Regions from separate parts of the Homo sapiens genome. Here region 1 is linked to region 2. Evidence: chromatin contacts called from ENCODE Hi-C or POLR2A ChIA-PET data. All regions are on one chromosome and are shown on one strand. Each heading gives the region's core, a stretch centred on a gene start or an enhancer-like site at or near the end of the contact. The rest is flanking DNA. Distances are from core to core; before and after follow the strand shown.

The links. A loop is a pair of places that touch in the nucleus more often than their neighbours do. ChIA-PET counts read pairs that join two places held with the same protein, here RNA polymerase II (POLR2A). Pooled maps may share reads with other maps.
Region 1: a map of OCI-LY7 shows a loop between it and region 2 (2.8-fold over the local background). The contact joins two enhancer-like sites. A Hi-C loop is called at or near these places in 4 of 168 maps with a recorded cell type or tissue (CD8-positive, alpha-beta T cell, IMR-90, OCI-LY7 and 1 more), 2 of 37 single-sample maps with no recorded cell type and 1 of 50 pooled maps. POLR2A ChIA-PET finds 5 or more read pairs at or near these places in 3 of 52 experiments (H1, MCF 10A and OCI-LY7).

Annotation. Positions count from the first base shown.
Region 1 is chr3:55,723,500-55,729,390 of GRCh38, forward strand. All of the region lies in intron 15 of ERC2 (ELKS/RAB6-interacting/CAST family member 2), which reads right to left. Among named protein-coding and RNA genes, the nearest start is that of ERC2-IT1, 67 kb to the left of the region's middle. Within about 2 kb of position 1,357, at least 2 of the 41 ENCODE cell types and tissues checked have a DNase peak (open chromatin) inside an H3K27ac peak, as active enhancers do; they include OCI-LY7, where a contact is called at or near this core.
Region 2 is chr3:55,689,343-55,694,704 of GRCh38, forward strand. The region is part of intron 16 of ERC2 (ELKS/RAB6-interacting/CAST family member 2); the gene reads right to left. Among named protein-coding and RNA genes, the nearest start is that of ERC2-IT1, 33 kb to the left of the region's middle. Within about 2 kb of position 1,554, at least 2 of the 41 ENCODE cell types and tissues checked have a DNase peak (open chromatin) inside an H3K27ac peak, as active enhancers do; they include OCI-LY7, where a contact is called at or near this core.

The sequences.
Region 1 (5,891 bases), core at 107-2,606, 34 kb after region 2:
ATAAACAAGGGAGATTCTGGAACTTTTAGTGTGTTGCAGAGAATCAAAAGAAGAAAGTGACATCTTCCCCAAAAGAATATAAAGTTGAGAAAGATTAAAGGCAAACTACTGGAAATTTTAAATTCCAAGTCTGATAAATGTCTTCCTGTAATCATGAGAGGAGAGGGTGAAAAATCCTTTTCCTTAATTTTCAGGAAAAAAATCCTGATACTATTATTTGAAAAAGCTGAAAAAGAAGAAGTTCTGAAGCCAGGAAAGGACAGACCTGGTGTGCACCACAATGGTGATCAATGACAAAATCAATATCACTTTAACACAGCTTTTCAAGGGGCAGTATGAAGCAAAAAGGAAGTGAAAAGGGGCTTTTCTTTCATTTTGAAATCCAGCATCAGGAGGACACAAGGGCAGGAAGTGGGATCTTTTTTCAATGTATTTGAAATGATAAGGTGAAGACAGGCTGAAAGGACTTTTAATTATATGATGAGAGGAAGGAACGGAGGGAGAGAGAGAAAGGGACCAGGAAAAACCTGGTTTTATATGTTAAATGATGAAAAAGAAAATGTAAAACTAAAGAGAAAAAGGCTTTCCAACAGATACCTTGAGAATGAAACACAAAGGCTGCAGGAGGTAAGTGCCAACATTTCTTGCAAGAAAACCAAAATGACAGCACACTTGATTGAGCCTGCAGCCTTCTCCCCTAGTGGCAACCGGTGATGTCTGGTGATGCAGGAAGAGATAAGTCGCCCTTCCCAGCCTGCACATGGTGGCCTCAGGTCATGGCGGGAGCCAGCAGGGGCCAGGCGAGAAGGGTCAGGAGGGGTGGGGAGTGGTTGCTCAGGGTCACAGAATAAAGCCTTCTTTATTCTGCTTTTTAGCCTCAAGTTTACAGGGGCTAAGACCTAACTGAAGTATTGCACCAATTCAGGGATAGCTCCTGGGAAGAGCATGGAAAAGCTTCAATGTGAGTCCCATTTGGGCTCTGGTTCCACCCCTTACCAGCTGTGGCATCTCTGCATAGTTCCTGAACCCAAGTTTCCTCATCTGTAAAACAGAATTATTAACATCTGGTTTTTAGGGTTGTCATGAGGATTAAATGAGATAATATATTTAAAATCCCTAGCCCAATGCCAAGTATACAATAAGAGCTCAAAAACTGTTGGTTCCTCACATTCTAAAATGTGAATAGAAAAACAATGATGAAAAGCAAGGTCTCTGCACACATTATACCCACTCCTAAGCCTCACTGAAGCAATGTCAGTCTAATAACTCCCAAAATCCACACAGTCTAACAGCTGGATTCCTCCCCACAAAGCCTAATGGCTCCCTGGTGGCCAACATCTTGGGAAGTTTCTCCTGTACACACTCTACTTTGGTGGTGGATCTGAATGTTCTCTGAGGCGGTAATGAACAGGTTAAAGTTGAAGGGATTTCAAACATGTCTAATCCAATAAGAGGCTTGGTAAAACATGCGTTATCACTTAAAGAATAAATGTTTAAAAATAGAGCACAGATGTGAAATTTGAATAAAAAGAGAGAGAGAGCACAGTGAGAGATCTTCTTGGCATTTGCATGCTATTCCCTGTTTTGGTCACCTTCAGCTAAGCCTGTTATTCTGATATGCTCTGCCAACTGCTCAGTGCTGTGGGGTGCTTCAAGTTACTGAAGCAAAGTTGGCAAATCACTCTGAAATTTAAAAATCAGAGCCACCTCCCCCTTTATGCATTTCTAAAAGCCAGGGAACACAATGGTAAAGTTGATCTTTTCAAGTTTTTCTAAACTAATACTTAAAAAGCAAAGAGTGAGTTTCTCCACTCCTCCTAAAACTAGCAATACTTGTACTGGGATCCTTAAAACCCTAAGAGAAAGTATCATGGTTAAATAGGCATTTGTCACAAAAGGTGGGCTACAGATTGCCAATCACAGAATTCATGGGAATTTCTACTTATGTAGAAAGCATTCTCTGATTCCTCCAGCAGGCAAAGGTTTTTGAACTTCAGTAACATCTCTGCAACAAAAAAAAATAGCACTTTGTCCTATTTTATCTTTCATGAGCTAGTATCTATGATACTGCTAGTAGAGATGATAAAACTCCAAGGCTTAAGGACAAAATCAACACCTCCTATAGCCAAAGAGTGCCCATAAGTGCTCCATGCATGTTTAGGGAGATGAACTAAAATATGTTTAAAACAGAGCTTTCACCCAAGGAAGACACTCAAGTGAGAGACTCACACAGTTGGCCATCAGGTCAGCTTGATGCTCTGGGAAGATGCCCTTCTGATAGGGATTTGAAAAATGCATGAAATCAGAGAAAATACTTTGCCTCCATATTCACTGAGTGCTATTTTTTGTTGCAAGGGCAAACTGAGTGGATTCCCTGAGTACTGGGGTTGAGGCACCAGCTGCCTAGGATAAAGAATGTTTCCAGGCTAAGAGAGCAGATGAGTGTCTTACCCAATTGCTTGGACATTAAGAGGAAATTGTTTACAGTAACACTGAGCAGTTCAGGCTTTACCTCCATAAGAATAACCTGCCAGATCTGAGTATTTCTTTTTTTATTAAAAGGGGTTCTCTAGAATAGACTGTAAAGACACTTTGCACTGAAGTCAAAAATAAATAGAGATGTGGCTAGATTCTACCGGTGGGACACAAACAGCTTAACCCAAAGTGGGTCTGCTGTAAAAACCAATACATTTGCATTTTAGCAATTTGATCTGGACCAAGTCTGTGATGCATTACAATGCTGGGATCAAATCAAGCTTTTCTGGAGGTAATCCAAACACAACAGGAGGCTATGGGAACCCTACTGCATGGGGTTCCTCTACTGCTGTTTAACTGTGCTAACCTCCTGAACCATAAAGGGTAATTAAAAGTCATCTGCACATGAAGCACTGAAAGTGTAAATGGGAAGCACAACCGTGGCTTCTAGCAGAGGGGAGAAGAAATGTCTGGCTAAACACTCCACTCAGGTGCTTCTTACTTTCCTGGACAGGACGGGTCTACCTCTGCTGAGATCCAATTTTGACTAGGATTCCATCCTTGTAGGTGGCTCTCCTGAACACATTCCAGGGCAGCCTCTGCCTTCTCCCATTTTTTACCACATCTGCGACTAATCCTTGTAGACTAATCCTTGTAGACAGTCCTATGATTTTCGGACAACACAGGGCAGAGAGGCTCTACCTAAATAGATTACATTACATGCAACTTGTTATGGCCTCCAGAATGTTTACCTAGACATGGGACTTTTTTTTCTGCAAACCCCATGGGAGGGGGATCACAGAGAACCAGGGGACTAGTCTCCTGGTCTTAATGCCTTCCTGCTCTAGCTGACCTATGTGTTTCCTGGTGGCCAAAAGCAATGCCCAGAACTGGTAGGAAAAGGAAAAGAAAACCAAGTACAATTTATCTCTGATCTCAAAAATAGTCTAACTAGTTCTGAGAAATAAGCTGGTTCTCATTTTAACTAAACAATAATGTCTGGCCCTCATTTTAAAAAGGCATGTTCATCAAGGATGTGTGTATCACTACTTCAGCACACAGGGGAGCATTTGAGAATACGGCTTACGGGGTAAGATTTAGTTTTAAGCTTTCTTCAAAAACCCCTTAGTAGCAGGCAAATCCAGTGATTTCAGAATTAATTATTTTGATGTCAGTCCTTTTTTCAAGGGTGAAGAAAAAGAGTTGGGGAGATTGGCTCCAAGACACCAAAAAAGGAAAGGTGGTAATTTTCTTATATTTTTTAGAACTGGCCTCCATAGAAAAAGAACCAAATCAAAATTTAACTGATTCCCAATTGAGGCCCTCTCTCAAAACTGCACAAATCTGCAAGCAAGATTATTTTTAAAAAGAAGCGAAGTAAAAGTATCAGAGGTATGTGCCTGTAAAGAAACAGAAGTGAAAGGAATACAAAAGTTGGATAGTTTTAGATATCTACTCTACCAAACTAGAATCAATCCTTTATCTTTTTTTAATGCAACAAGTAGCAGAAAGTTAATTTGTACTGCTCTTTTACCTTTATACCATGCTCAGCCTAGAACTAACCCAAATGTCAACACCTGAAGAGCATCACAAAGATTCTTTTATTGTTAAGCACAATTGGAATTTCTGAACTCATTTCATATCACTTTTAGCTTTATTGACAGATGTTTAACAAGAGTTAAAACATTTCTAGGCAAATTGATTTATGAGATACTCAGGAGTTTTCAGGGATGAAATGGACGGATTCCCTTCATAACAGCAAGCAATCTCTGCTACTTCTGAGAACTCAGTGACATTTTACTCAAAAAGAGCCCAAGAAATTGGAGGAGATTTGAACTAGAAGAAGGTAAAAAAATTTGGAATAAAAGTCCAAAATTGCCGCCACCCCAATTAGTTCAACCATGGAGAAAGTCACTCTGTAAAAGTGTCTTGCAATGTGGCAAGAAAGGGCGTGGTGCCATTTTGTGGTCATCAGTTGACACACAGGCCTCATCTTCTCTATCAAGCCCTACAGACTGGTGGTGGCTGCCTAGAATATTGGGGTGAGAATTATGAGGCTAAGTCTTACCTACAGGGAACAAGGATCATGATTGATCAATGATGTTTCTTTTCTTGCCATCATGATTTATTCATTCATTCATACATTCAACAAATATTTGCTGAATGCCTACTAGCATTCAGCAAATGTGCTAGCAATTGTGTTAGCAAAAGATAACACAATTATCTCTTAGAGATCAATGATGAGCAAAAACTCATGTTACCATATTCTCAGTCCTTATGGAGCTCAAAAACTAGCAAGGCAGATAGCTATTATTAAAATCATCACAAAACAAATGGAAAATTATATCTGTTACAAGTGCTATAAAATGGATAATACATGTGCTCAAAAATGTCAGCTTGGCAGATTTGACCCAATTGAGCAAGTCCCAGAAGGCTTCCCTGGAGAAGTGATGTTGGACTGAGATTGAATGGATGAGTAGGCATTAACTAGGTAAAGAAAAGAGGGAAAAACATTCCAGGCAAAGGGAAGGGTACATGCAAGATACAGAGCACATTGGTTTGAGTTTGTATTTATCCTAACCCCTAGAGGAGCCTGGGAAGGGTTTTCAGCAGTAAGGACTGGGGGGTGATGAGTGTAACCTGAGATTTATCTTTAGAAAGGATTATGTTTCTGCCCACTGAAGTTTGAAAACAGCTGGCCTGGCCTGGAGGCCAGATGTACTTCTTCTCCTAGGCACAGGCAACCCCCAGTGCAGGCCAAGAGTTGGGGAATGGCTACTCTTGTCTACCTGCATGCCTCTTGACAGCAAGGAAGGTCAAGACTTGTACTCTGACGGCGTGTTGTTGAGACTGCCATAAAGTCACGGAGGGTATTTTGTCATCAGCCCTACTCCCACACTACTTAAAAATCTCGTCAGGTGTGACAGGCAAATTCTGGCATGAGTTCTCTTTTGTGGCCCCAACGGAAGCAGCAGTGTTTCCTAAAAAGGCAAGCCAAGCACCTTGAGACTCCATGGAGGCTGGAGCTAGGGGATGTGGAGAGTGAGCTCACTAGGGTAGCCTTAAACAGGCCAGTCCATAGTAGTGATGAGGGGAGCCCTCCCTGTTCTGAGGCTGCAGAGCTAGTGTATTCTGCTTCCTAACTGCACAGAAGTTCTGCCTCAGAATACACCACTCTTAGCAGATCCTGCACAGGAGTCCTACAGTCTATTCCACCCATTCCCACTCTGACAACTCACTTCCTTGCCTCCTTGCTCACTCTACGCCAGCCATATTGGGCTCCTTGCTATCCCCCAAACACACACGTACACTTCTGCTTCATTCCGTCTGCTGGAAAATCCTTCCCCTAGACATCTAAATGGCTCATTCCCTCACCACCTTCAAGTCCTTGCTCCAATGTCTCCTTCCCAATGACA
Region 2 (5,362 bases), core at 304-2,803:
GTCTTTGGTGCACTGTGCCAGTTCATTCAGCTCAAGGACATCAGATACCCAGCTGAAGATGAGAATGGTCGAAGCCTCTATGTCGGCCAACAATATTGTTTGGGAGCTTAAAATCAACATCTGCTAAAAGCGGAACCATTGCCAGATAACCATAAAAAAGGGTGGGAGTGAAGACAGGCTTTATTTTCGCTCCTTCATCGATCAGTCATTAACACTTGGCTTTGTTAAACAAAGTGAAAATTGTGTTTTTAACATGACTCTGGTTCTGCCATTTCCTTCATGGTAGGCAATCAAATTTCCTTTTGACTCTTCATTTCCTCAGCTGCTTAAAAAAGAAAATGAGGGGAGGCTGAGGCAGGAGAATCGCTTGAACCTGGGAGATGGAGGTTGCGGTGAGCCGAGATCGCGCCATTGCACTCACTCCAGCCTGGGCAACAAGAGCGAGACTCCGTCTCAAAAAAAAAAAAGAAAAAAAAAAGAAAAGAAAAGAAAATGGGACTACCATATCCTGGCCCTGATGCTTCATAGGTTTGCTGTGCAAATTAAACCCAAGAATGTAAATTAAACCACTTTGTGGATGTTACAGACTTAGACCAATATAACTAGACATATCATCCCTGTTGGTAGCATTAAGAGTTGATTACTAGTAAAACAAATTATTTGATATTACACTAAAGCTGAAGGCAAAATGGTGTGTCTAAAAAGGATCTGATGGGGTACAAAATGATTCTTAAATATTTTAGAGTCTCTGGGCTGTTCAAAATTGACATTATTAAGATCATTAATAGATGGATGCCCAAATCCGAATTTTTAAAATGCTATTGGTCTGTAAGGTGGTTTCCTGCAATAACAGACTTTGTGAGTGTGTGCAGGGTATGTTTAAAGGATGCTTCCTACTCCCTTTCCTCTGCTGGTCCCTTATCTTTGGAGTGCTGCAAGTGCCTGGAGTGTTGTAAGTCAAACATGATCCCTATTACATCAGTTATAGAAAAAAAGAGAGGCAATGGTGTTTAGCAATATAAAATGGATTTCCCTGCTTCCCGACATTTCAAGGTTGGCCACCCCCTCTCAATGGGGGAGCTAAAGTGCTGCCTCTTAGACAAATGCGACTGGATTAAAGCAGCAAGTTGAAAAGAAATCAACCCTCCAATGTTGCCAAGATGCGTTGCATCTGTAAGCTGGAGAGTGCAGGCTATGTCTGAAAAACCCCTGTTGACTCAAAGGATACTGCAACAAATCTCTTAATGTAACCCTAATACTGCAAACAAGGTGTAAAACCTAGACAAATCAGTAAAAGAAAAAAAAAACACTCTACCCCAAATAGCATAAGACTGAATGAAATCTTCAGTAGGCTCAAACCTCCTTTAAGGAAAAATCCTTTTCTAACAGGAGGATCCTGATGCATTAAGCAGCTCTGCATTTTTCCCATACTCAGTGAAGACCCTACCTGGCAGGGCTTATTAATCATGCCCTCATGTGCTCACATGCAGGGAATTAGCATCGCACCCAGATTAAAGGGCTTTGACAATAACCTGCTCATCTGCAAAGCCAGCTTCCCAACTGCTGCGTAACTCCGCCTCCCTCCCTCTCCTGTAGCTCTTAATGGTTGGGTGAGCATGTAACTGCTGGTAGAGGAAGGAGGCAGTTAAATACCTCCCACAACAACAGTTCAGACATTTGTCCCCATTTCCTTCTTTACCTGTGGCCTCACAGAGAGCCACTGCAGGGTTACTCTACAGCTTCTGCTCTTAAAAACAAGCAAACAAATAAACTGCCCCTTTTATTTCCCAAGGGTGGGAAATCACATATGCCGTCTGGCTCACTTTCTAGTAGTTTTGGGGATTTTTAGTAGTCTCTGAGGGATAAAGAAAAAAGAGACATCTGCGATATCTTTCTATTTCTTAACCTGCTAAACACAGTATCCTCCAATCTACTTGTGAGAAAAGAAGTATTGGGAAAGAGGCAAGTGGCTCTCAAGAGCTATTTCAAAATGCATGCCAGGATATCCTTGGCTACAGTTCTGAAAGGACTGGCCCAGGAGTGGCAACGGTCAAAACTTCTGAACCCTTCTCCCATGCAATACACATCAGCACCAATAAGAGGTTTCTTCATGGGTTGTTGAATCTGAAGGCTTCATCCCCACGTGAAACAAAACTCAAGGCTCCTTCCAAGAAGTGGGCCATGACATTAGATTTGCAATGCAAAAAAAAAAAAAAAAAAAAAAAAAAAAAATATATATATATATATATATATATATATACTGTCTCTTATCTGGGCAAGCTTTAGACATACTAGCTTGGTTGGAAACTGATATTAAAAGCCTAAAACATGTAACTTTTCTTATCAGGTTACTATCATGGGGAACTAAAGATTCCTGGTTTTTTGTATGTTCCATAACTATACTTTAGTAAGCCCTGATATACGGTGTTAATTTTTCTTCAGTGAAGGAAACATGAAGATATATTTATGTGCACACATACATATATATGTATATATAACGTATATTCAAACATGCACTCAGAGGAAGTTAGGGAGAGAAGTTTCTAGCTAAACATGATCTTGTGAAATTCTTCCATATGTGGAAAAGTCGTCAGTTCATCTGACATAGAGCAATACATACATATATACACACAGGATGCTATGTATACATTTATCCCACATTCATTTAACCTCAAAACATAAAATAAATTCTTTTTATTCCTCCCTAAGCAAAAGCTAGGAATAACAACTCTATATACAGAATTCATCTTCTGGGGGCAACAGAGCAGGTTGGACCCCTTGCCTGTCTGTCAGAGTTCAAAGGGCTGCACATTGACTAATCTGTTGGTGAAAGTGCAAGGGAAGCAGAGCATCAATCAGAAAAGCTGGCCCTGCATTCACAGAGAGGGGCTCAGTGGGAGTACGGGATCCCACGGCCTCAAGCTGGTGCCCCAGGAGGGGCTGCTGTGACTGCTTCATTCTTCTGTTGGACTGTGAGGCCCCACCAACTTCTTGTGGACTAAGCATAAAATGCAGAAGGAGGACAAAAGCAGGTGGGTTTTATGAAAAAAGAACTAGGGCCAGGAAACACATGGGCCTGGAGCTGTCACCTGCCTCCAGCCACAACATCGATGAGGACATAATTGCAGGGATGGCTGGAAATTCCCCTCTTTAAGGAATGCTCTTATAGGATGCTGACTAATTCTACCTGAGAGCAGTACCCAAGGCTCAGGTGTATGCAGAATGGACAGAGGTAGGAGGTGAGAGAGCAAAAGCCCTGCTTTTCTTTTCTGAGCCAACTCTACCTTATGGCTCTTTTGCCTGTAGAAAGAGGGGAGAAGGGACATATTTAGGGACCAGAAATCTCAAAACCAAGGCAGTGAGTGCTGCAGCCTCTCTGAAGCAGAGTATAGGTTCAGTACTGTAAGCATCTGCCTATATGCAAGAATCCAGAATCCAAACACAGAAAGGAAAAGCAGATTCCTATCAACCATTATAAATTAGGTCACTGGGATCATTTTACTGTATCTTAAAATACAATCTGTGTATCAGTTCTGTGACCAGAGTTTGAAGAGAAGGCCAAATCTAGGCATGGGTTCTTTAGTAACCAAGAAATTTGATGGCTTATGGCAAAACAACATGTGTCCCAAGTAGAATTCTATGGGAATTTTCAGCAGAAAATGGAAGTGAACATTCAATGCTCTGAAATATGTCCAATGGTACAAACACGCACTTTGGCTGAGAGCCAACACATGCTGGGACCACACAGTCATCAGGAGCAGCAGAGAAAGCACCAAGGATTACTATTTATATCCACAGACAGATTCTGGAAATTACCAAGTAGAGTGGATAATATTTAGGATTAGGGCAATCAATTTCCTAGGACAAGATCCATAGAATGGACAGACACCTTAAAGTTCAGAATGCAATAGGGAAAACCTAGCTTCTACCACAGAAAAGTCACTCTCTGAAAGTACCCCTAGCACCCTGGCTGATCTGACAGCAGCCCTTAGCAGAATAAAGCATCCTCTGTTTTGCTCTGGGGGCATGGTTTGCTCCAGATCCTTACATGTTCAGAGGCTCAGGGGAGAGTGAGCAAGGGAATGTGAGTCTTGGCAATCCACTGCCAAGAACCCTCTGTGACCCAGAGCAGTTCCCCTCCCTCCCCGGGCCAGTCTCTCCACTACTTGAGGATCTCATTCTGGTGATTCCATAGAAGCAGGAGAGTTTGCAATTGGCACAGGGACAGCAGGAATAGAGAAGAGTAAAAGGGAACAGGTAAAATGGGGGGAAATGGAAGGAATAAACTCACAAAACAGAAGAATGGAAATAAAGACAATGAAAGCTGGGGCAAATGGAAAGAGAATGGATGAGACTACATATTTTTTCTTCTTTTTTTTTTTTGAGACGAAGTTTCACTCTTGTTGCCCAGGCTGGAGTGCAATGGCGCGATCTCAGCTCACTGCCACCTCCACCTCCCAGGTTCAAGTGATTCTCCTGCCTCAGCCTCCCAAATAGCTGGGATTACAGGCACTCACCACCACACCCGGCTAATTTTTGTATTTTTAGTAGAGATGGGGTTTCAGCACATTGGCCAGGCTCGTCTCGAACTCCTGACATCAGGTGATCTGACTGCCTCAGCCTCCCAATGTGTTGGGATTACAGGTGTGAGTCACTGCGCCCGGCAAAGATGACATTTAATTCAATTTTGGAAAATAAACAAAATAGGATAAAATTTACTACAATTCCATGGGAAAGGGAAAAAGCACATTTGCACTCAAGAATAAGTGGATCCATCATAGTTGTGCAATCATAAATACACGTGGTTGCATAGATGTATCCAAGGGGTTTGCCACCAATGTATAGTACTCAGAGACTCAGGATTTCATCTGGGGCCTGTTGACTTTCAGTTTTGTGACTCTGGATCATTAACAACCTCTGAGTTTCTTTATTTATGCAATGGGGATACTTCCATCTGCCCTTCCTACTTCCCGAAGCTACTATGGGAGCAGTTCATTCAACAGACATTTACAGAGTACCTCGTAAGGGCCAGACATGTGTGAACATGGGACAAAGAATCTGAATATAAAATGTGAAATTCAACCAAATTTTTCTGTAACTGATCACATAAGTATCATGTCTCCATGCTCCTAAACTCATAGCCCTCATTTAGAAGTTGGTTTTCTGTAAGTAAAATGTGAAATTTAAAATTTAAATACTATCAGAAAGTCTCAAAGGTGGTCAAAATCCCTCGAGCTCTCCAACACCTATGAGCGAGTATTTGCATTCAATGAAGGAGGAAGAGGAGAGAAGAGTTTTCTCTTGGGCTTTCAAAAGTGGCCACCTATTCTGAGGTTTCCAGCCCCAAAATATTTAGGTTCTT